2 separate regions of the Homo sapiens genome follow, and region 1 is linked to region 2. A link is an interaction called in ENCODE POLR2A ChIA-PET data of the cell type or tissue named here. Cell type or tissue: OCI-LY7. All regions are shown on one strand. Each heading gives the region's core, and the rest is flanking DNA. Links, peaks and the distances in the headings are about the cores only.

Region 1 (2,500 bases), core at 1-2,500, 360 kb before region 2:
GTATGTTCTGTGACCACATCAGAATTAAATTGGAAACCAATAGCGGTAAGATCTAGAAAACCTCAAATATGTGTAACCTAAGCAGTATAGTTTTTAGTAACACATGGATGAAAGAAGAAATCACAATAGATACTACAAGATATTTCAAAACGATAATGCCAACATGACATGGGATATAGCTACAGCAGTCTATAGAGAGATTTTATAGCTTTAAATGCATATAATTAAAAGAGGAGATTTATCAGTGGTGTACACTGCCACCTCAAGAAACTAGAAAAACAGGAGTACAATTAACCAAAAATCAGAAGCAAGGAATTACTACAGTAAGAGCCAGAATCAATTAAATATAAAACAAAAAAATCAAAGAGAAACAAGAAAGTCGTACATTTTGTCTTTTGAGACTTCTAGTAAAATTGATAAACTATGAAAAATTTTCAAGAAAAAGGGAAAACCACACAAATTGGACATCCACAAATGATAGCAAGCACATTATTATAATTTCTATAGAATAAAATAAGGTACTATTATAACCAACTTTATGCCAACATATTTGATACTTAGATATAATGGATAAATTCCTTGAAAAACACAACCAGAATCAGTAGAAGAAGTGCATGTATACGTTTGTATGTATACACTTATGCAGAATTGTAATCAAACATACAGAATTTTTAGTCTGTTTTCATTTTTAAGTACCATGGTTATGATTTTGAAATCACATTAATCCCATGTTTCTCCAATTTAAACTGAAACTCATTTTTTGTTCTTAAATTGGAGCATTTGACTACTTTAGAAAGTATCATGTCTTCTCAGTTTGCTGTGACATATAATGAGTATCAGAATTAAAGACATCACATGGTTGGAATATCGTAATTCCTAAAAGCCTGTGATATAAATCATATCCTGTTCATCTAATTTAAAATAATTTATTTGTGTTTTAGACATTATTCAAAGTGAGCACGTCCTTATTAGAGTCTTTTCTTTGGGAAATTGAGCTGTTTTATCCTAGTATATCAGAAATAAAATTTCTTTGTTGTTAATTGAGCAAAAAGCATGTTTTCATATACTTTTCAGTTTTGACTTTCAAAATGTGAAATAATACAAGTGAATATAATACTTTAAAAAATTAAATCCACTTAATATTAATACCCTAAAACAGTTCTGTTTGAATCGTTATACTTGTGACATTTATGTAAATATCAGTTTATATTCTACTGTTTGGTGCTTTTGCTGAACCTGTATTTTGAAATTAATCTTTGTTGATGCCTAAGCCTGTGGTGGTCTCATTTGTATAGCTCTAGCATACTTGCTGTATATTTAACTATACCTTATTGTGTGTATTAGTCTTAATGTTGACTAGCATTTTTATTTCCAGTTGTTAGCTATAATGAAAAAAGTTGTGAAGAATTGTATACATATCTAATATAAGACTTAAAAATTTGTATCTGTATAATGGGTGATGGGAAATATATGATAGTGGTTTTAATTTGCTCTTCTGATTTTCGTGAAGTTGAGGGTCTTTCACTTGTTAAAGAATTTGAATGCTATAAATTGAGAGCTCTTTGATTTTGCTGTCTTTTTGCTTTCATTGTATTTGTTTTGTTTTGTGGCATCATATGAGAATAGTCCTTTAAGAAAACAATTATGATGAGGTAAAGTTCTGCTTCTGTAACAATGTTCTATTATATAGGTACTTTTATATGAAACTATCTTCTGTGCAGCATAAAATAATAAATATAGAGGATCTTTAAAAATTTGCCTATAAAGGGTTTCAAAATGGTTTAGAAGTGAAAAGTGCCTCAAATTCCTATGTTCTTACAATTAGGCTATTTCATATTGTCATTCTGGCCTAAGCTTCAGTAGTGAAAATAAGCTGGCATCAAAATTGCACCTGTTTTATTCAGTGTACAGATGCATGTAGTGTAGCCGTAGATCAACTTAAGACTGATCTAAGCTGTAGATCAGCTTAAGACTTCTACATATATATGTAAAAGAAGGAAGAAATAGTGAACTAATCACAGAGTTACCTCACCATTCATTTAAAAATCACCCCACAGAGTTACCTATCAGTCTACTAAAGTCATACAGGAAGCTTAGGAATCATCCTGATGTTTGAAGTGAATAGTGAGATAACTCTGTGATTAGCTCACTATTCATTTAATTATATGTTTGAGTGTGGAACTTCAAATTAGTATTTAGTGAAGTGCATTATTCATGGTCAAGCAAGATAAGTAGAGTATTTCTAAATGCAATGAGAAGTTTGTAGGGCAACCATGCTCAGAATTGGAGTTTTTCTTTGAATTATTAAGATTAAATTATAGACATGATGCTCCTTTATTCCTAAGTTCAGAAAACTTCTCTTGGATAACCATATACAGTTATACAAATCAGAAGTTCACACTGACTCTGTACTATAAACTGCAAATCTTATTCAGCTTTTGCCTGTCCTTCTAATGTTCTTTAGGGCCAAAGAAAAATCAATTTTCTTTTGCGTGGTTTG
Region 2 (16,564 bases), core at 8,438-10,937:
CTGTTCTAGTTCATGATCTGCCTTCTTAGAATTCTGAATTCTCTGCCCACCTGACCCTGAAAGAGGAATGAATTAGCTCTTCAAGGGCCTGCTCAGTCCTCTTTCTTTGGTCTGCCTGTATAAGGGCAGACAGTGCTGCTGCTGAACTAACCCCTAGCCCTGACAGTTGGCCAAGAAACAGCTCTTTATGGGGGTTGAAGATGGAGCTTCAGATGTGTGGGTTGGCAGGTTCACACATGACTATAAGCACCTGGAAGTGCTGGATAGAAAGATGGGAAGAGAAGAGAGGAATAACCAGGGGCCAGAAGCTATGAATGGCTGTTCATATGTAACCTCAAAATTCCCTGCTAAAACATGGGAAATCCCAAATTTTTAAGTTCAAATACAGCTTTCGGGTCATTGTGAAGGTCTATTGGCCAAAGTAGAAGGAAAGAACATATTTTATTTAATATTATGCTAGCTTGGCTTATGTTTTTAAACATTCTAGACATATGCTATGCCGGCCTTCATTTGTTCTCCTGTACTGGCCTTGTAAATATGTTAAGAGTGGGCCTGGAGAGTGGTCTCTTCTGGAACACTTCCATCTACTTCTCCCAGAGATTGCAAACCTAGAATCTGGAGCTGCTGAAGTGGAAGGGTTTTGTTCTTTTTTGTTGTTGTTTTTAGTGATGCCTCATCATAATTAACACAAAAAGGTTTTCTGCACTAATGATGCTTAGATTTTTTTAACCCATTTTTCTCTAACTGCATGATGGTAGGTGCTATGGTTTGAATGCCTCCCAAAATCTGCATGTTGGAAACTTAATACTCAGGCAGCATTGTTGGGAGTTGGGGCCTAATGAGAGGTGATTAGGCCATAAGGGGGAAGTAAATGGATTAAAACCCATTTATGCCTAGTGTTCCATTATTGGAACACTAAGCATGTAGGAGTTATTTATATCTACTGCTCAAGGTCTGATTGGCAAAAATTCAAAAAATTGCAACCTCAGGCAGAAATGGTTTAATACTGTTATCATGGAAATGGGTTTGTTATAAAAGGGTGTGTCTGGCCCCCTTTTATCTCTCTCTCTTTTGCCCTTCCACCTTGGGATGGCACAGCAAGAAGCCCCTCTCCGGATGCCGGCCCCTCTTGGACTTCCCAGCTTCCAGAATTGTGAGCCAGTCAATTTCTGTTCATTATAAATTACCCAGTCTCAGGTATTCTGTTATAGCAGCACAAAACAGACTAAGACAGTGGGTTATCCTAAATCCATACTATGCCAGCGAGAACCAAGGGGTGTAGCATGTTTCCTGAGCAGTGTTTCAGATCCCCAGCAGAAGGTAAATGCTGTAAATTACTGTGCATTTGCCACAGTGTAGTAGACTGAATAGTGGCCACCAAAGATATCCAGGTCCTAATCCCTAACACCTGTGAATACTAATGTAATGTGTCAAAACAGGCTTTGTAGATGTGATTAAGTCAAGGAATTTTCGATGGAGAGAGTATCCTAGATTAACTTGGTGGGACCTAAATGCAATCACAAATGACCTTATAAGAGAGAGGCAGAGGGAGACTTGACACCATATAAAGAAATGGGACATTAAGGCAAGAGGCTGAGGTATTGGCTTTGAAGATGGAGGAAGGGGCCACAAGCCAAGGAATGCAAAGAGTACATCTCTAGAAGCTCAAAAGATAAGAAAAAGGATTCTCCCCAAAAGCCTCCAGAAGGAGTGCAACCCTACCGATGCCATGATCTTGGGCTAATGTAACTGATTTTACATTCTGACCCCCAGAACTATTGGAGAATAAAAGTGTGTTATTTGAAGCCACTAAGTTTGTGGTAATTTGTCACAGCAGGTAAAGTAAACTAATATACACAGCAAACAATGAGAATATTTTTAAAATCTGAATTAAAAGTCTGGGATTTTGGTGTGTGTGCAACCACTACCAGTTTTCTAGATACTCTTCTAGAGACAAGGTATTGTGAAACAGACAATATAAGTGAGAATGGAAGAGAGTAACACAGACCCAAAGGGCATGCTTCAAAAGCCACAGGGGAGGCCAGATCCCAGCTGACACACCACTTTAGAATAAGAGTGTTTCCTCAAAATAACTGAAGGAACACCGAGAAGGGCTATAGATGTGTTCAGCTTTATTCCCACAGTTGACATTTATAATGTATCAGTCCCTCCCTGTTAATAGCTTGACTGACAGACAATCAAAGGATGTGTGGGACTCATAAATAGTCCGAAGCACACCCAAGAGGGAGCATTTGTAATGCAGCCTTCAGAGACTAGGTAGAAAGGAAAGGAAGGGAGCAAAGGAAAACTCAGGGAGGAATTTAAGGGACAAGTGTTCCTGACCAAAATGTCAGAGCCTGGACTAAGCTCTTGATCACAAAGAAATGGTGAGAAGCCCCGTAGCTGAAATTACTGTGAGAGCCCGTTGGAGTCAGAGGAAGTATTTGTGGTGGGATTACAGGGAAACTTTTCTACTTCTTGTCTCCACATAAGCCCCAGGTTAGTCCCAAAGGACTGTGGATGCTGTTGAGGCTTAGTGAACACCCAGTAATGGGAGAAGAAGAGACTCGCTTTCAGTACCATATTCCCTTGGGTACAGAGAAAAAGCTCAGGCCGTTTTGAAAACAGCTGCTGCACTTTTCCCAAATGACCTTTCTTTGTTCCCTTCAGCTCCAAGCCCTTGGACTCATTCTCCATTTTTCTCTTTATGCAGGTGTATGTTTAAGCTCAGGCTGGAAAAGGATCACTGAAAGTCACTTGGATGGTGTCTCGTGTGTCTGTGATGAGCTTGCTGTTGCTTTCTTTCTCCTTGACAGGTGGGTTTATTTCTTATGGAATCAGACCTTTTGGCTACAGTGTTCTCTAAACAGCTGTAATACCATCTCACTCAGTTAACCTAACTTTGGATCTGATGTACATCAGAATAAAACCTATAGAGAATAGAGCTGACTTCCCCAAATCCATGTGCCTCCACTAACCCCCAAGGAGCTTAGTGTGGCTGGTTGTGAATGACAGTGATCTCCGTGATGAGAAGTAATCCCTCCTCTAGAAATACTTTACCTGTTTTCTTTGGTGCTTAACACCCTCTGCATGAGACATTGCTCTATGGGCTTTCATCTCCCCTGTGACAAAGGACACATCTTTCTCATTTCCACATTCCCTCCTCTTGCTTCTCCCCCATGCCACCTCCCCTTTGTCCCTCTACCAACACATAGGTACCTGCGTCAGTTAGGCACCTACTCTACAGCCCATGGAACAAATAAAGCTTTCAAACATTAGTTATTTAATCAATGGGTCAAAAAAAAACAGTATCTGAATATGCGCAGCATCTAACCTTTTTGATGGGCTTTTGAATCTAGTGCCTCATTTTGTCTCTTCAACATCCCTCTGAACTCAGTATAACAAGTAGTAATAGCCCCATTGAACATATAAAAAAACCTGACATCTGGGAAAGTTTTAACTTAGGAAAAGGTCACATTGCAGATTATTGGCAGAGTTCACATTAGAATCTGTTTCTTACTCTGTTGTCCTCACCACTATACTATGGTGCTTTCGTTCATTGAGTTGACCTATGGTAAAGTTATAAGCCTTGCTGTTTTTGCAAGTGGGGAGACTGGGACTTGGGCATCTGAATTTTGACCTGGAGGTTAATGGTGTCAATAGGAATGTAACTGCATGCAGTCTCTTAGATGGATGGATGGTAAGAAAACCTTTACTTTCTATATAACTCCAGAAGACAATTCTGTCATTTTAAACTACAAATATCAACTATGGTTTTTTTGGGAGGAATATTTATTATTTAATTTTAAAAAATTATTTTTGATACAAAGTCTTGTGCTGTTGCCCAGGCTGGAGTGCAGTGGCGCCATCTTGACTTATGTAGTCTCTTCCTCCCAGGCTCAAGCAATCCTCCTGCCTCAGCCTCCTGAGTAGCTGGGACTACAGGTGTGCACCACCACACCGGACTAATTTTTATATTTTCTGTAGAGGCGGGTTTCACCATGTTGCCCAGGCTGGTCTCAAACTCTTGGGCTCAAGCAATCCTCCCGCCTCTGCCTCCAAGTGTTGGGATTGCAGGTGTGAGCCACTGCACCCAGCCAATTTTTTTTTTAAGTTTCTTGTGGGTACCCTGTAGGTGTATATATTTGTGGAGTACATGAGATGTTTTGATACAGGTCTGCAGTGTGTAATAATCACATCATGGAGACTGGGGTATCCCTTCTCTCAATCACCTCCCTTTTGTTTTACTATTTATTTATTTTTAAATGAACTCTTATTTATGTGAGATGACTTTGTTAAGGGTGAGGACAGGGACAGATACTTGCTTCCTTTTCTGCCATGTCACTGCCAGTCCATATTAGAGCCCACTCTGGAGGCTAATGAATTTTTCTTCTCTCTGTGTCCCGTCAGCCCCAGTCCCCTCTGCCCATTGGACCCACTCTTCCCAGGACCCCGGGTTCACAGCTAATGCCTTTCAGTCAGAGGCAGGAGTAGATTATTTAGTTTCTTCCCAGAGAAACTCCCCACAGCCCAAACCACATTTATCCTGCAAATATTAACCACTTTTCATAGCAGTGCATCCATGAGTTATTATGCTAACAGCTGCCTCTGCTTCATTGTGCAAAAGATATTTTCCCAGCAAAGGGTGGGGACGCAGGGCAGAGGAGGGTGAGAAGGGAGGAAAATCCCACCCTGTCACGCTCGTTTAAAGTTATCATGTGCCGCCCGCCCCCCATTCATTCAACACACATTTACCTTCTGGCAGCAACTGCGTTATGAGATATAAATATGAATAGAATGCAATGCTCTACCTAAGGGAATTCATGGCTAAGAAAAAGAAATAGACACAAATAGGTTTGTTGTAAAGCGAAGTGGAATTAGAGCAGGTCCAGCAAAGAAAGGCAGCAGGGACAAGGGACAGGCATTCCAGGCAGCAGGACAGGGTGAGCCGAGGCATGGAGGTGGGAAACAGCTCACTGTGTGTGTCGTATCTCTCCAGGCAAAGCTCCCTGAAAGAGGAAAGAGCCAGGGAAGTGACAAGCAGAGCCCAGAGGGGCTTGCAAGCCATGTTAAGGAGCTTAGGGGTGGGGTGGGAACTGAAGGGTTTCAAGCAGGGGAACAATGGCAGATGCGCAGTTGCGTGGATGGTAGATGGGAGGATGGATCAGATTAGGGCAAAACTGAAAGCAGGGACCAGTCACAAGAGGAACTTCATTCCAGGGAGAGATGTTGAGGGTCTGAACTGAGGCAGTGCAGTGGGAAGAGAAGGATGAATTAGAAAACAGTTGCAGAGGGACTTGGGAGGTCATGGGAGCTAGATGGGGATGAGGGCTGAGGGAGAAGTAGCAGTCTGGAGGGGTCTTTGAGTAAGGCTGGAACCCCTCTCTAGAACTCTCTGCCCAGTGCCCAGAGAACCTCACAGGAGATAAGAAGATGGACACACAGAGTTGATGGCTGCTCAAGACATTGTCCCCTCCCCTACAATCCCCCGTTCAAAGCTGGTGAGGAGTATGGCCAAGCAGTCTGACCCCAGGACTGTGGTCCTCAGCAGGGCGAGGGTGGGGAGGATTTCGAAAGTGGGAGACCAGAGTGAAGCAAGAGGCTGTCAGCGGAAGGACTGGAAGGGCCAGGCCCACGTGGTCACGTGTTTGCAGCTTTAGCTAATTCATCCTCCCAACGTCTCTATGAGGGTGACACAGTTATTGCCCCATTTTACAGGGGAGAAAATTGAGGCTCAGCAGGTAATCTGTGGCCAAGTTACAGACCACAGTGCTGGCATGTGGAGGGCATTTCCTCCAGCTCAGCATAACTGGCATGGGAGAAAGACTGGCTTCACCACAGCAAGCCCCACAGGGCCATCAGAGTGGACCAGGGAATAGTGCAGCCGGGGAGACCTAAGCAGAACTTCCAGTGACAAGGAGAGGATTCTCTGGAGGCAGCTGGGAGGGGCCCATGAGACGCCTTTGGGCATTCACAAAAGGTGTGAGGGCTTTGGGGTCCCAGCAGATTTCCTCAGGGTGGGGTAGGGTAGAGGTAGGGAAAGAGGCTGAAAAAGATCATGATTTTGTTGCAATTTTATTAACCATCTTTCTTAGTTTTTACCTGCATTTATATGCAGGCTAACAGCCCCTGAAAGAGTTCATAAACTCAGCCTCTGAATCTGTCCCATCATCCCCACAAGCATCCTGGGAAAGAGAGTCTTTTCATTTTCTCTGTCTCTGTCTCTCTCTCAACAGATGAGAAAACAGTGGCTTCAAAGGTTAAACAACTTGTCTTCGATTGCACAGCTAACAAGAGGTAAAACTGGAATTTGAATCGTGGTACTGTGACTTCAGAGGCCAGGTTCGTAGCGCTACACTAACACAGAGACCAGAAGAAGCCTTGACATTATCATAAAACCACAGACATGATACAAGGCCAGGAAGAAGGAGGCTTGGGAGCTTATTAGCTGAAATATATTGATCACCTTTTCACAGCTTTCTCTTATTATCCTCCCAATGTCTCTGTGAGGACAGTACAGTTATCACCCCATTCTAGAGATGAGGAAACTGAAGCTCAGAGGTGTTAAGAAACTTGTTCTAGGTCACACAGCTAGTAATGCTTGGGATCAGGATTTGAATTTAGATTTGTCATATTCCAAAGTTTACCTATAGTCTCAGCTACTAGGGAGGCTAAGGCAGGAGAATTGCTTGAGCCCAGGAGTTTGATTTCAGATTGAGCAACATAGTAAGATCCCATGTCAAAAAAGAAAAATAAACAGGTGAAATTAATTTTAACAATATGCTTTACCTAACCCAATATATGCAAAATATTACATTTTAACATGTAATCAATATTTTCAAAGTTAATAATGAATACCAGAAATAACACATGTGCTAATAACATGTACGCTGCAACACTAATATCTTACCTGATACAACAGTTAAAATCAAGTCCCACCAGAGCAATAAAGTTGTGTCTACCAGAAAAATATTTTACACTGCTTCCATTTTTAAATTTACATTTAAATTAATTGACATTAAGTAACATTTAAAACTCAGTTCCTCAGTCACACGGGCTACATTTTAAGTGTGCAACAACCACATATGGCTAGTGGCCACAGTGGTGCTGGTTAATGAGCACAGCTCTAAGCCTTCCTTGTGTGTTTTTTTAAAAATTCAATTCAGATTCCACTTCCATTGTTTGCTTGTTTAACCTTAAAATCTGTGTGTTTTAACAGACCTGTGTTTAAGCCTTATAAGTCCCATCACAAAGTGTCAGTGGTTTGGAGAGAGGTTCTAGAACGTTCTCTTTGTAACATTATCACAAATCTGTGGTTGTTAGGCTGCTCTTGGTTTATGTTTGAGTTAAACCCTTTGTGTGGTGTCAGACCAATTCAGGCTTATGTTTTCCCCGGAGAGAGGAATAAGCTGCTATTTTGGACCCTGTCGTGATCCCTGCCCAGAGTCAAAAGTAATTCCCAAGCAGACTGATTTTTACAGGGTCATGCTCCTCTGATCTTCTCTCCAGGAGTGTGATTTTCAACGGGATAGAGAAAGGCAAACTCCTGAGGAAAAATTTCTCTGGGAAAGCCCAGGCTGAAGTCGAGGAGGGAAGAGGACGAAAGGCTGACAGGGTTGCCGTCTCTGAGGGAGATCCACTCACACACCTCAGGAGGCATTGTGGGATGGTCAAAGTGGGGAGGAAGAAAGGGAATCTTCGAAAGAAACTTGCGGCGGGGCACGGTGGCTCACGCCTGTAATCCCAGCACTTTGGGAGGCTGAGATGAGTGGATCACAAGGTCAGGAGTTCGAGACCAGCCTGGTCTGGCCAACATGGTGAAACCCTGTCTCTACTAAAAATACAAAAATTGGCCGGGCTCGGTGGCTCACGCCTGTAATGCCAGCGCTTTGGGAGGCCGAGGCAGGTGGATCCCCTGAGGTCAGGAGTTCAAGACCAGCCTGACCAACATGGAGAAGCCCCGTCTCTACTAAAAATACAAAAAAAAAAAAAAAAAAAATTAGCCAGGCATGATGGCACACACCTGTAATCCCGGCTACTTGGGAGGCTGAGGCAGGAGAATTGCTTGAGCCCGGGAGGCAGAGGTTGCGGTGAGCCGAGATTTCACCATTGCACTCCGGCCTGGGCAACAAGAGCAAAACTCTGTCTCAACAACAACAACAAAAAATTATCCGGGCGTGGTGGCATGCACCTGTAATCCTAGCTACTTAAGATGCTGAGGCAGGATAATTGCTTGAACCCGGTAGGCAGAGGTTGCAGTGAGCAGAAATCGCACCACTGCACCCCAGCTTGGGTGACAGAGCAAGACTCTGTCTCGGAAAAAAAAAGAAAAAAAGAAAGAAACTTAGGCTGAAAGGTTTAAATGGACACAGAACAGCAAACTCAAGGACTTCCATAGCTACTGGGAACCAGCACAGGGCTGACACCTCCATTGAACTCTCTTTGCTATTCTAGAATATTTTAATAATGAGACACACCCAAAACATGTTTAGAATCATGCCACCTGCTGCTTCTCATGGCCAGCATTATTTGTCATCAAATCTGATCCCAATGTTTGCCATATTATTGGATATCCTGTGAAATAGAATCTAAAAATATACATTTTTTCCCTCTAAATCGGTCCTAACCTTACAGCTAGGGTTGCAACTGTAATATTGTTGTCTGTTTCATTTTACTTTCCAGGATTAGGTAATAATATTAAATTCCCCATCTCATGTTAGTTTCTGTTTGAACTTGGCCTGGTATTTGAAGAATATATTTAGAAGTTAAAGCGTGCTACTTTTTATCCCATGCAAGCCAGTTGTGGGTTCATAGATCTGTGGTATCTCATAACATTTTCTGTCCTAAACTGAACACATCCAGTCTCTCCAAATTGAAGTTCCTCAGCTGAGGTTATTTTCATTTCGGAGAATTTCTTGAGAGTTGTTTCTGTTATAGAGGATAAAGGGATAGAGGAGTCACAGCTGCCTAAAGTCAGTGCCTCTTTAAATACAGGCCTTCCTTGCCTCCAGGACTTGATGTCTTCCTTTAGTGGAGGGCAGCTCCTCAATTGAAGAGGGCGGGATTGAGGGAGCAGTTGAAGCAGCAGGTTCGCCTGGGCTCATGCTTTTCTCTTGTGTGGCTGCTGTTACAGGGACCTTCAGGCACGTTCTAGGAAAGCCAATTAAAGCAGAAAAGGCCCTTAGAACCAAATTGATTGCCCCCAGTATAGCTGTTAAACTTTGAGAGAGCAGCTGGGTGCTTCTTGTGGCCCTGATAGTGCCAGATTGTTCATGCTGCCTTAGGCTTTCCTGTAACATTTTTGAAAACCCTTGTTATATCCAGTTTAATGACATGTATTGATCAGAACAAAAAGGGCTGAGGTACTGACTCCAGGATCAACTCACAGACAGAACCATACATTTCTATTTTTTAGATTCTGCAAAGCACCCAAGTCAAACATAGGATTATTCCCAGGGTCATGACCATACAGCATTTTATCTGTGAAGAACAGATAGTTTAAGTCCTTTATTTCCATTTGATTTCAAATGTGGATAAAGAAACAACTAATTTATTTTCAGAAATGTACATCACCTCTGACTCTCAAATTAGCACCTGATTTTCTTATTTTCACTTTGAAACCGCTGTGTGCTATTTTGATTCTCTAGAAAGAGTTAAACTTCTCATAGGCATTAAACCCAAGTGGAAATAGTTGGCCCAAGGCCTAAACTTGTTCTTTATGAGAAATACAAGACTCGAAGGGATTCTAGCCTTTTTAGAATTATCATAGAATGTGTACAGGAAGCATGACATTGGCAGAAAGGGAACATAGGTGCCTTTTACCGTGTTTATATGGACATGGGTTCTGGGTTTTACAGATGGGGAAATATTGTACGAGTCCATGGGGATATGTAGTGAAATGGAGAGGGAGAGGGAGAAAGAAAGAGAGAGAGAGAGAGAGAGAGAGAGAGAGAAAGAGATATTCTTTTGTACTTTCAGACTGAGCAGTTTACCCAAGTCAGAGAAGCAAGGGTATACAGGTAAAGTACAGAATAGTCTGGAATAATGTCATTATTGTTTGGTCTCTTTACTTCTTTATAGGGCATCTCAGAGAGAGAACACAGTTTCTCAAAGTGGATGGAAGGTGTATTATAAGTTTTTAACCCAGAATAACCAAAACAATCTTGAAAATGAACAAAATTGAAGATTCATACTTCCTGATTTCAAAACTTACTACAAAGCTTAAGTAAACAAGGCAGTGTAGTGCTGGCAGAGACTAGGCATAGAGACTAATGGAGCAGAATTGAGATTCCAAAAATAAACCCATACATCTATGGTAATTGATTTTCAACTAGAATATCAAGCCCATTCAATAGGTTAAGAATGTTTCTTTTCAACAATTGGTGCTGGTACAACTGCTTATCCACAGGCAAACAAATGAATCTGGAACCCTACCTCACACCATATACAAGAATTAGAATGGATCAAAAGACCCAAGTGTAAAAGCTAAAAGTGTAAAACCCTTAGAAGCAAACAGGTATATATCTTTGCGACCTTGGATTTAGCAATTTTGTTTTTGTTTTTGTTTTGAGACAGAATCTTGCTCTGTCACCCAGGCTGGAGTGCAGTGGTGTGATGTGGGCTCCCTGCAACCTCTGCCTCCCGGGTTCAAGCGATTTTCCTGCCTCAGTCTCCTGAGTGGCTGGGACCACAGGTGTGGGCCACCACACCCAGCCAATTTTTTTATTTTTAGTCAAGATGGAGTTTCACCATGTTGGACATGCTGGTCTTGAGCTCCTGACCTCAAGTAATCTGCCTGCCTCAGCCTCCCAAAGTGCTGGGATTACAGGCGTGAGCGACTGCACCTGGCTGGCAATGGTTTTTTAGTTATGATGTTGAAAGCACAAGCAACTAAAAAAAGAGAGAAAAATCAGATTTCATCAAAATTAAACATTTTTGTGTGTCAAAAGAGACTATCAAGAAAGTAAAAAAACAACCTACAGAATGGGAGAAAATATATGCAAATCTTATATTGGGTAAGGGTCTAGTATCTAAAATATATGAAGGACTCTTACTATTCAACAATAAAGAGACAAATAGCTCAACTTAAAAGTGGTCAAAACATGTGAATAGACACTTCTCTAATATACGAATGGCCAATACACACATGAAAAGATGCTCTACATAATTAGCCGTCAGGGAAGTAAAAATCAAAACCACATTAGATACCACTTCACACTCACTAGGATGCTATAATAAATTTCTTTTAAATGGAAAATAACAAGCGTTGGCATGGCTGTGGAGACTGGAACCTTCATACATTGTTAGAGGGAATATAAAATTGTGCAGCCACTTTGGAAAACAGTTTCCAGTACCTCTACAAGTTAAACACAAAGTTACCATATGACCCAGCTCCACTCCTAGGTATATACCCAGGAGAATTGAAGGCATATGTTTATACAAAAACATACATGAATGGTCATAGCGGCATTATTAATAATAACCCAAAAGCAAAAACAACCCAATTGTCCATCAACTGATGATTGATAAACACAATGTGACATATTCATACTAGACAATTAAATAAAAGAAAACTTTTTTTTTTTTTGAGACAGGATCCGGATCTCTCTCTGTCACCCAGGCTGCAGTGCAGTGGCATGGTCTTGGCTTGTTGCAGCCTTGGCCTCCCGGACTGAAGCTATCCTTCCACCTCCCTCGCAGAGCCCGCTTCCCCCACCAATAGCTGGGATTATCAGCGTGCACCACCACATACAGCTAATTTTAGTATTTTTTATAGAGACAGAGTTTCCCCATCTTGCCCAGGCCCACCTGTCTCATCCTCCCAAAGTGCTGGGATTACAGACGTGCGCCTCTGCACCCAGCCCAGAAAACTTCTTACACATTAGCACCCACTCCCTATTCACCGCTCCCCACAGCCCTTGGCAACCACGAATCTATTTTCTGTCTCTATGGATTTGCCAATTCTGGACATTTCATATAAATAGAATCATACAGTATGTGGCCTTGTGTGTGTGTGTGCGAGTGTGTTTGTGTGTATGTCTGGCTTCTTTCCTTAGCATACTGTTTTCAAGGTTCACACATGTTGTAGTTATGTACCAATCCTTTATTCCCTTTTATTGCCAAATAATACTACATTGTCTAAAGCAAGTCTAACTTAAAGGAAAAAAAAAAAAATATATATATATATATATATATATATATATATATATATATATATATATATTTCATTGTATGATTATACCACATTTTGTTCATCCATTCATCAATTGATAGACATTTTTGGGTTATTTCCACATTTTGGGCTCTTATGAAGAATGCTGATATAAGCCTTCATAAACAAATTTTTGTGTGGTCTGTGGTCATGTTTTCACTTCTCTTGGGTTTTTGTATATATTTTAAATGCTGTAAAAACTTTCCTGACTTAGATAATAATGATTCCTTTATTGACAAGTATAAAGCTTTCTCATCAAAAGATAGAAAACTGACTCCATTTTGTATCACAGTATCACATCCTTAGAACATTGAGAGCTCAAAAAGAACTCAGACACCTGCTGGGTGAGACCCTGATTCTATTGACAAGGCCTAGAGAGGTGGGGTGACCACTACAGGTAAGACAGCCAGTGAATGACAGAGACAGACACAGAACCATGGTCTCCCAACCTACATCCCCTTCCCATCTAGATGGACATCATCTTTAACCCCGTGACTCTTACCCAGAGTGAACCATCGGTCTTTCCAGAGTCTGGGAGGGGAATGTTTCCATGGTGAAGATGACTTCCCAGAGTGGGACCTTAGGGGGTAGTAGACATCCCCTACCTCCCCCAAACCATTCCCCTTCTCCATAACTTGCTACAGTACTTGCAGTTTCACCAGCAGCCAATCCACTGGTTGAATGGAGGGCTCACAAATGAATGGCCTATGGGGGCCAGAGAGGAATGAAACAGAGTGGATTGGGCAGGCTGGCAAGCTGGAAAGCACATGCCCCCCCCACGAAATAGCTTAGGACAAAAGCCACAGGATCTGTGTTCGTGAAACATCTTGGAGGCTTGGGGTTGAGCAAGTGGCTTCTTAGCCCAGCGTGCAAGATTTGGCATGTGGGCCATGCTAGCCTCCCTGTAGCGCTGGCATTCTGAAATCTCAGAGATGCTGCTACAGAGGAAAGCCAGGCATTGCAGGGCAAGGCTCTCACAGTGGCCGCCAGCACCTCATGGTGGCACGAAACTTGAGCAGGAGAGGAAGGGTGGGCTTGTTCCTGAGCACCAGAAGCTGCAACTACCCTGGCACCCTTTTGTTAACTGGGGAGAACCTTTGAGGAGATGCTGGTGAACGTTCCATGCAGGGGCTGAGAACCATCACAATTTGGCCCATAATACTGCAAACAAAGTCCAGCAAGCCTAGGAAATTTAGGATTCATCTCTAAAACAGTATTCTCTGTTTAGAAGCATATAGAATATTTTATAATCCAAATGAGTTGATTGCCTCTTGGCTTGCGTTAGCGAGATGCTATCATTGCAATAAGCGGAAATCTCAACTCTGTTAGCTTAGGCAAACCATACAACTCATTGGGGATTCAGATTGCTGTTCCTTGGTCTTGCTGTTTGCCTTGCTACATGCGTATGAATGTGCAGATGACAAGAACAGATGCCAGGGCCCCTGGAAGATCAAAGTCCTGGCGCTGCCTTAGAAAATCTGTCCATGCCACATCCCTAAATCTGCAGGAAGGCCATAGTAAATATGCAATAGATATTTGTTCCATTGAATGAACTCTAAAGCAAACCCATTCTTAACCATTCCTATGTAAGACCAAAGCACATGTGCAGGCGGCTGGGACCAAAAACAAGGAGTAGTACTTTTGGGGACACAATTGTCACTGCTGTTTCCCCACTATCTTAGCATTCGGCCACTTCTCCAATATCCAGATTAATTTGCTGCAATGAAAATTTCCTCTCTTTTGTATTAAAACTACCCTAACATTATTTTCATGGTTATTTTTCCAAAACTGGAAATAAGAACACATTGTTTCTAGATTGTGGACAGTGGTTCCAGAGAAGGGAAAACCAGAAGGGTTTTATGACTCAGGAAGAAAGAGCTCCCAGAGGGGCCCAGGTGGTTTTTCTTCCATCCTCCCCTTTACGATACTCTGAATATCTTTTTTTTTTTTTTTTTGAGACACAGTCTTGCTCTGTCACCCAGACTGGAGCGCAGTGGCACTATCTCTGCTTACTGCAGCCTCTGCCTCTTAGGTTTAAGCGATTCTCCTACCTCAGACTCCCAAGAAGCTGGGATTAAAGGCACCCACCACCACTCCCGGCTAATTTTTGTATTTTTAGTGGAGACAGGAGTTCACCATGTTGGCCAGGCTGGTCTCAAACTCCTGACTTCAAGTGATCCGCCCACCTCACCCTCCCAAAGTGATGGGATTATAGGTGTGAGCCACTGCGCCTGGCCTGAATATCTTTTTAAAAATTATTTTGGAAGGTTTTCTGACTTGCCCTTCAACATTTCTAGCCTTCCCTTTCTGTCCCCAACATTAATCTCCCGCAAGTCTCTTCTCCATTGCTTCTCCGCGTTGGCAGGCCCATATTTTTGTGTGGCTTCTCTCTCCTGTTTACTCAAAAGCTCATAATTACTTTTCTCTTGTGGATAAAAATAAGCAGAATGCCAGTAGTATGATTTTTAAAAAGAGAAGCTTCCCAGATGCCTACTCCTGACCGCATGGAATCATTCTGATGAGAGCATGCTTAATCAATCGACCCTGCATTGTCTGCAAGGCTTGGTTCAACTGGCTGACTCCATTATCCTGTAAACTGTGCAATTTTCTCTAAAGACATTTCACCAGCACAACTGCATAAAACAAATGTTGAATGGGAAAAAAATCAGTAGTAGATATTTTTTAAGACATCCTAACACCATTAAGGTTTTTTTCCGCTGCAACCTGCATCTGGTAGTAAAATCTTTCTTTTCCAGACATTGTTTTCTCCAAAGAATCATTCAAAAAGTTACTACCGTATGAAAACTCTTTAGCCATTTACATTTTGTGGGTTTTAACAAGCGTGTCTTCCAGGCTGACTCTGGCTGGTAGAGGTTTTCACCCATTCCTCAATGGGCACCAGAATTCTGATGAGTTCATGACATTCAGTTTAAGAAATTACCCGCGGCCAAAGATCTTGATTGGCAAGGTTAGTACATTTTGCCATATGTTATGTGCTATCTCTGTCCCCAAATATGCAACTCTTATGGTGTGACAAATTGTGGGACGACACACGTTGCAGCCCAGACAGTTAGACAAAACACTCCATCAGAACTGAAACCGCAGGCTAGGTCTCTGAATAAGAAATATGCAAAACCACACCTGCCGGCCAACATTGCTGCTTATTTCTTGCTCCTCTTTTTTTTCTTACCACAAAGAAAATTAAATGTAAAATCAATTTAATGTTGAGAAAAGGACCCAGGGTGAGCTTCCCACGTACACTTAATTGAGTCAGTGATATTTTGTGTGGCCTAGTTATAGCTTGAGTGGTGCAGCTGAGTGTAAGCTGTTTGTGATTTGGAGTTTAAATCCTATGTTTAATTATTGCCAGTATCACATAGGATACAGTGGCTGACAACGCAACAGAGTTAGACTTAACAGTTGTCTGTGGTTTGGGCCTGGTTATCTGTTTAAGATCAATATATTCTAACAAAAATTCTTGCCATGGTTAAATCCTCATGTGTTCTGCTATTAGGACTCAATATTTATGATACTTGAGGGCAGGAATTTCTTCATAATGGAAAGTGATATTATTGGGAGTGGTAGAGATTCATTTTTGAAATCCATTCTGACATGGAAACGTCTTAAGGTCATTGAATTTCAAAAACTTGTCTTTTAAGGGATAGTTTTCTTCTGATAATATAACGAGATGAGAATGTTGTGCTGTCTTGAGTAAAATGTGTGGTATTTGTGTCTGTTGGGTATTAATGTGTATTATGTGCATTGGAATCATGGGTGCCTTCTATATTTTAAGTAATGAGAAAAGGTCCACAATTTTATAAGCTGTGTGTATGTGTGTGTGTGTGTGTGTGTGTGTGTGTGTGATCTGTCTATCATCTATCTATCTATCTATCTATCTATCTATCTATCTATCTATCTATCATCTATCTATCTTTATTTATATATAGTAAAGTATATATACAACTTTGCCACTGGGAGCACTGTAAGTTTCTATAACCACTTGCAGTTTAAGAATTGTGCCAAATTGGCCAGGCATGGTGGCTCATGCCTGTAATCCCAGCACTTTCGGAGGCCGAGGCAGGCAGATCACCTGAGGTCAGGAGTTCAAGACCAGGCTGGTCAACATGTTATGGTGAGACCCCCGTCTCTACTACAAATACAAAAATCAGCTGGGCATGGTGGCACATGCCTATAATCCCAATTACTTGGGAGGCTGAGGCAGGATAATTTTTTTTTTTTTTTGAACGGAGTCTCACTCTGTCACCCAGGCTGGAGTGCAGTGGCGTGATCTCGGCTCACTGCAAGCTCCACCTCCCAGGTTCACACCATTCTCCTGCCTCAGCCTCCCAAGTA

The links. ChIA-PET counts read pairs that join two places held together with the same protein. Peaks named below come from ENCODE experiments on the same cell type or tissue, not always from the same donor. Only the 100,000 strongest peaks of a DNase experiment are listed, where the experiment ranks them.
Region 1: POLR2A ChIA-PET joins it to region 2 with 5 read pairs; 2 of 35 experiments call an interaction of 5 or more read pairs at or near these places.

What each region holds. Positions count from the first base shown.
Region 1 is chr2:32,539,476-32,541,975 of GRCh38, forward strand. The region is part of intron 61 of BIRC6 (baculoviral IAP repeat containing 6); the gene reads left to right. Among named protein-coding and RNA genes, the nearest start is that of MIR558, 8.6 kb to the left of the region's middle. In OCI-LY7, for the core only: no CTCF peak of the experiment used is centred there; no DNase peak of the experiment used is centred there.
Region 2 is chr2:32,895,827-32,912,390 of GRCh38, forward strand. LOC105374453 (a long non-coding RNA gene) reads right to left here and starts at 7,264. Exons shown (of 3, transcript XR_939938.2): 1 at 6,911-7,264. In OCI-LY7, for the core only: no CTCF peak of the experiment used is centred there; a DNase peak (open chromatin) is centred at 9,755; H3K4me3 peaks cover 1,280 bases; H3K27ac peaks cover 1,106 bases.